Linked DNA regions of Mus musculus: all the other regions are linked to region 1. A link is a loop called in an ENCODE intact Hi-C map of the cell type or tissue named here. Cell type or tissue: heart. All regions are shown on one strand.

Region 1 (2,500 bases):
ACAAGAGCGTGAGCAAGCGTGGGGTTATACCGTCTTCTCTCCTTAGTAACACAGGGCCCACAGATCCAGTCTCTTACGTTACCTGACCTGACTTCAGCCGCAGGTTTTGTGTAACTGCAGGTAAAGGCAATTCCAAGTATAAGAGGTGAATTGGGAAGGAGAAGGTTTAAAGACTGGGCTGCAGGCCCACAGATCTCCACAGAGGGAATGTGATGGGAAATTCTAGGCCTTGGGGGTTCCTTATTGACCAAGTACTTGGGACATGTCCAATAAGCCTCTTATCCTGTGTGTAGTTACGACACACAACCTAGAGTGTCTAAGACAGTGTAGCTTTAAAAGCTGTATATCTCGGCCGAGCGCATGGCTCAGTTGGTAAAGGGCTCGCCTCGAAAACCCAGGGAACCTGAGTTCATCCCCCAGAGGGTACATTTCAAAAACCCAGGGCTGGTGATTCACACCTGCAATCCCAGCACCAGAGAGGCAAAGACAAGTGTATCTCTGGGGTTTGCTGGCCAGCCCAGCTAGCCCTACTTGGTGAGTTCCAGCCCAGAGAGAATCTCCATTTCAAAGAACCAAGAGGGATGTCTCCTGAAGAGCAAACCCCGAGGTTGTCCTTGAACCTCCACACACCAGTACATTCCACACACATGCAATCTTTCTCTCCCTCTTCTGCTTCCTCCCCTCCCCCTCCTCCTTTCCCTCTGGGTTCCCCTAGATTCTCATCCCATTGTTTCTGTCCCACTAGAGAACCCTGATGTGGAAGGAAGTACTTTCCTTTGCTAGTGTCTGAGGAGGGGGTAGCAGCTTCTACTTGAGACACGGTTCACCTCTGCCTAAACTGAGCGCAAACACTGGAGACCGTCCTTGCTTGGAGTTTTAAAATCCTGCTCATTGCAGACACACAGCTGAGCTACACGTGAGAGCTCCCCTCCCCGCACACGTGCTGCGAATGACTCATTCTCTTCCCCTCCATCCCACATCTTCCCAAGCCCTGTCCTTCAGCCTTTTGCTTCTAAGGGTGATTGTGACTGATTCTCCACCCAAGCCCTTGAGCGCCCTGATCTGTGAAGTCATGTGTATTTAGCGCCACCTAGTGGACATGAAGCATAAAGCCCAATACAAAAACGTTTGCGACTTTGAGTCTGGGTGAGGAGAATCCAACATTACCGTCACGTGTAGTTAGCGCCACCTCGTGGACAGGAAGCATAAAGCCCAATACAAAAGCGGGTTTCCATAGTTGGAAACTTTTGAGTCTGGGTGAAGAGAAACCAGCATTACCAAGTTCGTGGGCTTGAATTACGCTTGTATCCCGTATGTAGCTGCAAACTCCAGAGACAGACCCGGATGGTGAGCTCGGTCTCAGTGAAGCACACCTGGGTGCCTCCACCAGCCTGAGTCTCTCCCACTCTGTGTCTGGCTATAAACGAGCTGGACCCACACCAGGAGGGTGCCTTTATCAGAGGCCTCAGTACATCAAGAGCCCAGATGGTTTGGAGACTTGAACTAACAATCAATATGTTTGAATTACACCGTGGCTAAGCCCAAAACTAGTCAGTGCCTAGCTGTTCCTCCACAGGCTCCTGTGTTTGAACCCTCGGAAGGCAGTGGAGCCTTCTGGACATGGGCACAACAGGCAGATATAGGCCACTGGGTTGGGTGGGTTTCAAGGGCTTTAGCTTTTCTTTGTGTATTAGAGTTTTCTAGAGTCACATAACTTAGGGAATGTCTCTCTATATTGAAGGAATTTGTTTTGATGACTTACCGACTATAGTCCAACTACCCCAACAATGGTCAGCTGTGAATGGAAGTCTAAGGATCTAGTCCACGAAGCCAGTTGTTTCAGCTGGTCTTCTGTAGAAGGAGATTCCAAAGGATGTGCTGGCAAGTAAGTGCAAGCAGGCAAGGAAGAGCGAGTCTTCCTTCTTCAATGTCCTCGTGTAGGTCTCCAGCAGAAGCTGTGGCCCAGATTAAAGGTGTGTACCACCATGCCTGGATCTGGGACTTGCTTTGTCCCAGGCTGACTTTGAACTCGGAGAGCTCCTTGCTTTAGTCTCCTGGGATTAAAGGCGTGCACTGCCTTGCCTGGGCCTAAGCTTTTCATAGCCGCTGTGCCTCAAGATCTCCATGCCAAGATCCAGGTCAGAAACTTATGTCTTCCAGCCTCAAGATCTAGATCACAGGTGTGCCCTCCAATTCTAGGTTGTCATTCATTCCAGATTTAGTCAAGGTGACAACCAGGAATAACCATTATACTCTGCTTCCCTCTGCTGTCATGATGCTCAGCTTCTCCAAGCTCCCTCTGCTGCTAGTTGGTCCACAGTGCCCTCCATACCTTCCTTGACCCCAAACAGGACCACCCCCCCTTGGGTGCTTCAGCCAGTGCTTGCTCACAGTGACAGACAGGACTGAATAGCTGCACCCTCTAATCTCAGGGTCGGAAACATTTAGAGCAGGCGCCACTGTGTAACCTCCATTCCTCCCCGGGTCCATAGCCTGCCCT
Region 2 (2,500 bases), 430 kb before region 1:
AGTGACCAGGGTCTCCAGAGTATTAGAAGATATGTTTCCTTACATTTTGGACCTGTCCACCACCTAGGTCACTAGAACTGCGGATGCCCCTTCCCATCTTCAATAAGCTGTAACTGGGTGACTGAAGCAATTATTTTAACCACACAAGTCTTATTTGCTGCCCCTGCTGCCCCATAACCCCGCTTCTTGCAAGTCTTCTCCTCCACAAGGAGGAGCCTTGGTCCTATCCTTCACGTCTATGAAGCTGGCATTGATCACCCAACCCCCAGGCTGGAAGCTACAGTAACTAGTAAGACTTTGATAATTCCCTAGAAGCAGGAACTGCCCATCCCTGACAAGGACTTGAGTGGCCGCCAGCTGTCTCTCATTTTGCCTCATGGATTCCATGAGCTTTCTGAGCTTTGTATTGATCCTGTAGCCTACAGTGGGAAGTTCTTCAGTGACCGGCCATGCACTTCTAAAAGGAGAGCATGCCTGCCTGCACAGTGTATGCATATTACAACATCCTGTCATCCATGCGGCCCTGTAGCTTCTCCCTACAGCACCCACTGAGTACCGAAAGCCTAACACAAACCTGTAGTGTGCAGGGGTCAGTAGAGAGCACGTTAAACAGAGGCTAGCATTGCCAGGCTATATCCCAGTAGAAGGGTATAGGAAAGTCTCCTACCCACAAACAACAAACGAGCACAGATCTCAACCACACTGTGTTCTGCAAGTCGGCTGAATAGCTCAAGTTTACTCTCACCCACATCTCTTTCTGTTTCTGTGCCATTGACCTTGAAGCATCTCTTTCCCATAACAAAAAAAATTGCTCGGGACATCTGCATCATGCCCCAAAGCTCTATGGAGTCTCTTGATTCTTTGACCCCTAAGTAAAGCCTGCAAAGGCATAACCATGGATTAGTGACCCCGGCACACCCAAGTCTTTAGCTCTGAGTCTGTGTGAAGCACCTGCAGCCCCTCCAGACACATATTAGATCATTGATTTACTGAAGGCTTTTCTGGGTGGCAGCCTGGGGCGTGAGTTTTTATTCCAAAATTAACACTGAGCCTCAAAACAAACTCTCCCCCTGCTGTAAGCTAAAAATATGAACCAGCAGTTGACTCACGTCCCCACTGCTGTTTGTATAACTCAGGTGGGCGTAAGCCCACCCTAAAGGTGATGTCATTCGTCTCAGGACAGTGAAGCAAGGACAGAAGCAGAGGACCCGGAGTCTGCCTCTTGATGGTTGCCAGCAAGGTTAGCTCGAGTGAGGCTACCCAGCACCGGGCCCTGAGCTTCAGGAAGGAAGGAGGAGATGATCAGCTGTGCTCTAAGTGACCAGTGTTCTGGCCTACTCTGTGGCAAGGAGAAGAACAGCAGAGGCAGCCCCTCACCACCAGAGGGAGCAGGTAGAGAGCCACCAAGATTCTGTCCTTGACCAATGGCACCCATTTCCTCTCCTTGGGTTAGGCATTTCCATGTTCCTGCTGGGACTTTGCATTGCACTTACCATGCTGCACACAGCTGTCATGAAATCTGGCTAGCTCTCAATCAACTATGCAATTTTCTCTGGCAAAATTCTGGCCATTCATGGAATGCCATCGCATTTGCCCTTGATCAACAGTTTGAAGTGAAATCCCCACCCCACTGCCCTGCCCCAGCTCTCAGCTCTAATTTAGCACTGGCATTTCTGGCTACATGGTTCAGGCAAGGCCCCGAGCCTCTCCCAGACACATAAACCAGGTTGATTCCCTGCTTGGTACGAGCTTTAGGGGATGCTCGTGGAAATGTCGGGGATGAAAGTTGCTCTCACAAATGCTTCTCTAGCGTGGGTAGCAAGCAAGGAGGCCTGAAAGCCATAGCAAGAACCGCACCCTTCTGAGGATCAGGACCTCGGTCAGCAGCTGCTGCTTGCAGGGCGGGGTTTGGGCACGACAGAGAGGGGCAAGACAGTTAATGGAGAACTTACCCTCACTCCCATGAATCTGTCCCTGAGAACAATCCACGACAGCAAGAAAACAAATGATTTGTTGCAGCAGAACAGGACGGAGACGTCTGTGGCGTTTATCTTCTTTATTGCGTGTAAGTACAGGTAGTTTGTGAGAGTCCAAAGAACACCAAAAGGTGCTGCCTTGGTAAAGAACACTTTCAGAGTCAAGCCATTGTCTCCAAAGAACCGACAGCATTCCCTAAAATGAGGGGAGGGGAGGGGGAGGGGGAGGGGAGCAGAGGGGAGGGGAGAGAGAGAGAGAGAGAGAGAGTTAGTTAGTTATCATCTTGGGTTCATACAAACCATGACTTACCTTCTACTCAGCTAATAAGCAAAAGAAAAATTAACAGGGAGGGGAATGTGGTTCATTTGGTGGAACGTTTTTGCCTAGCATGCAAGAAGTCCTCGTTTCCATCCCCAGCCCTGCAGGCACAACCCTGTAATTCCAGCATTTGGGAGGTGGAGGGAGGGATTGGAGATTCAAAATCATCCTTAACATACAGCAAGTTTGAAGCCAACTTGGTATA
Region 3 (2,500 bases), 1.0 Mb before region 1:
GTCCTGATTCTTGTGAAAGGATAAGAGGGATTTATTTTGAATCAGAAAGTCAGAGTTCTTGTAACAGTGAAGACATGTTTAGCCCCATTGTATAAACGAACTCTTTTGTGCTTTGTAATGCCACTGACTGTTACTGAACAAAGCTCTAAGTATCGGGCTAATACAGCATTTATTCAGAGGATCATTCTAATTAGCTAAGTGAGAAGGAAATGGCAGAAACACAGGAGCGATTATGCCCCTTTGTTCTGCAGAGGGGCTTCATGTCTGTGTTGTTAGGTCTCAAAGAAACTCAGGACAAGTGGCTGACTGAGGTACCTATTTAACCCAGAGCATTGCAAATCCCTGTTACGGGGTCATCCTGTTGGCATTCCCTGTCCCTGTCCCAAGCTTCTCCAGCCCCTGAGCTTTGTTGCCCTTCCCCCAGCTTCTCTTGCCTATATAACACAGCCATGTGGCTATGGCTCCTCAGCTTCTCTTCTGCCCCGTTTCTCTTCTTTTTCTCCTTCCCTCTCCTTCCCTCCCTCCTCTCATTACCCACTTCAGTCTGCTGGCCATGCCTAGTCTGTGCTGCTGCATTCACAATGATATGTAAGCTAGGTGGACAAGGGGCTAGTGCTTTTTTTAAAAAAAGTCCATCTTTCAGTAGGGTAGGACAATACACAAATAGTGTGTGTGTGTGTGTGTGTGTGTGTGCGCGCGCGTGTGCGTGGTCTCCCTATACAACCCAGGTCACCTTTGAACTTGCAGTGATCCTCCTGAGCACTGGGATTATAGGCATGTACCAGCATGTCTGGGATGGCATATAATGCTATTTTTAAAATATGTGTGGATTGAAAGTGGAAAGATATCTCAGTGGTTAAGAGTACTGGCTACTCTTCCAAAAGACAGGGGTTCAAGTCCCAGTACCCACATGGCAGCTCACAACTGTCTGTAACAAGATCTGACACCCTCAGACATGCATGCAGCTAAAACACCAATGCACATGAGAGTAAAAATAAATTAAAAAGAAAATATACGTGGACTGAGTCAATTTATGAAAGGGGAATCCTTTTCTCTATTGTATAGCTTGCTTTTTCATAGATTGCCACTAGATGGCAGTCATGCCTTCCTAAATCAATATGAGGCTTGGGAGCCTTTTGGGAAAACCATTAGCTCAAAGAACTTGAGGTCAAAATGATTAAGATTACTGGTTGAGAATAATGAGTGTGAATTATCAAGCCAGCTGAATGAAAAAGATAAATTAAAAGGAGGACATGACTGCTCCTAAGGGGTTGAGGTGAAGGTTTATCATAGAAATAAGGGAGAAAACAAATTTAGAGGTGTCTGGAAGAGTCCTGAGTATAAGAGGGGAGAAGAAATGGGCGCAGCGGCCAAGAAGGCAAGACGGCGAAAATGCCACGTAACTAGAATGGCTAGGTTATATAGGGGAGAGCAGTGGGGGAAGGGAAACCCAGCTCCTAGGCTGGAGAAGTTTAAGGCTAGGGAATGGGGTATGCCAGCCAGGAGGACTCTGAAACAGGTAGGGACTGAGGGATGCTGGGAGAACCCGCCAGCCAGCAGCAGCTTTGATATATTAATAGGCATCTCAGCCTTTTGTCCCGTGTTTGAGACTTAACGCCAGTTAAGAGAGACCTGTATTGAACCAGTATGGTTCAGAATGGTAAAAAGCAGTTGATATGATTGTACATTTGGGCTTCAGGGTTTTACATCTCTGTCTTAAGATCATACTAAGTTAATAGCAGGGTCTCAGTGGTTGAATTCTGGCACATCTTGGTGAGTATTACATGCTTAGAACATGAGTATTTGCTTGGGCAGTGGTGGCTCATGGCTTTAATCCCAGCACTTGGGAGGCAGAGGCAGGCAGATTTCTGAGCTCGAGGCCAGCCTAGCCTAGTCTACAGAGTGAGTTCCAGGGCTACACGGAGAAACCCTGTCTCAAAAAAACCAAAAACAAACAAACAAAAAAAAACAAAAAAAGACAGCTGCAGTGTACTCATATAAATAATAAATAAATAAATCTTTTTTAAAAAGAAAAATCACATTGGAGGTGTGAAGATGGCTCAGTGGTTAAGGGTCCTGGCTGCCCTTTCAGAGGGCCTGGGTTCAATTCCCAGCACCCACAGGGCAGCTCAGCCATTGTCTGTAACTCCAGCTCTGAAAGTTCTGACACGTTGCCTTCACATAGATACACATGCAGGCAAAACACCAATGCACATAAAATAAGTACACACACACACACACACACACACACACACACACACACGGTTTTAAAAGGAAGTGGCAAGTGGCTTTACCTGCTGAGCCATCTTGCCAGCGCCATGTAGTCATTCTTTAATGGCACTCAGTTAATGGCTAATGGCGAGTGTGAGCTGCATAATTCAGGTTACTTAACTTTTCATTTATTTGTCTCTTTTGATTGGACTGTGAAGGTCATTGAAAGCTAGCTCACAAATATTCACTGAAGGAAGAACACTACAGTCTACTTAATGTTAGCATCTCC

The links. Peaks named below come from ENCODE experiments on the same cell type or tissue, not always from the same donor. Only the 100,000 strongest peaks of a DNase experiment are listed, where the experiment ranks them.
Region 2: a loop joins it to region 1, with 2.5 times the contacts of the local background. A loop is called at or near these places in 4 of 42 quality-filtered maps.
Region 3: it touches region 1 in a loop (8-fold over the local background); 2 of 42 quality-filtered maps call a loop at or near these places.

Annotation. Positions count from the first base shown.
Region 1 is chr8:125,949,082-125,951,581 of GRCm38, reverse strand. No RefSeq gene overlaps it. Among named protein-coding and RNA genes, the nearest start is that of Gm31069, 6.6 kb to the left of the region's middle. In heart, a CTCF peak has its summit at 1,153 (motif pointing left); a DNase peak (open chromatin) is centred at 1,101; H3K27me3 peaks cover 201 bases.
Region 2 is chr8:126,381,787-126,384,286 of GRCm38, reverse strand. It overlaps Slc35f3 (solute carrier family 35, member F3), which reads right to left. Exons shown (of 8, transcript NM_001363500.1): 4 at 1,953-2,172. Among named protein-coding and RNA genes, the nearest start is that of Gm51604, 39 kb to the left of the region's middle. In heart, a CTCF peak has its summit at 1,383 (motif pointing right); no DNase peak of the experiment used is centred here; H3K27me3 peaks cover 327 bases.
Region 3 is chr8:126,974,507-126,977,006 of GRCm38, reverse strand. No RefSeq gene overlaps it. Among named protein-coding and RNA genes, the nearest start is that of Gm29688, 3.7 kb to the left of the region's middle. In heart, a CTCF peak has its summit at 1,082 (motif pointing right); no DNase peak of the experiment used is centred here; H3K27me3 peaks cover 416 bases.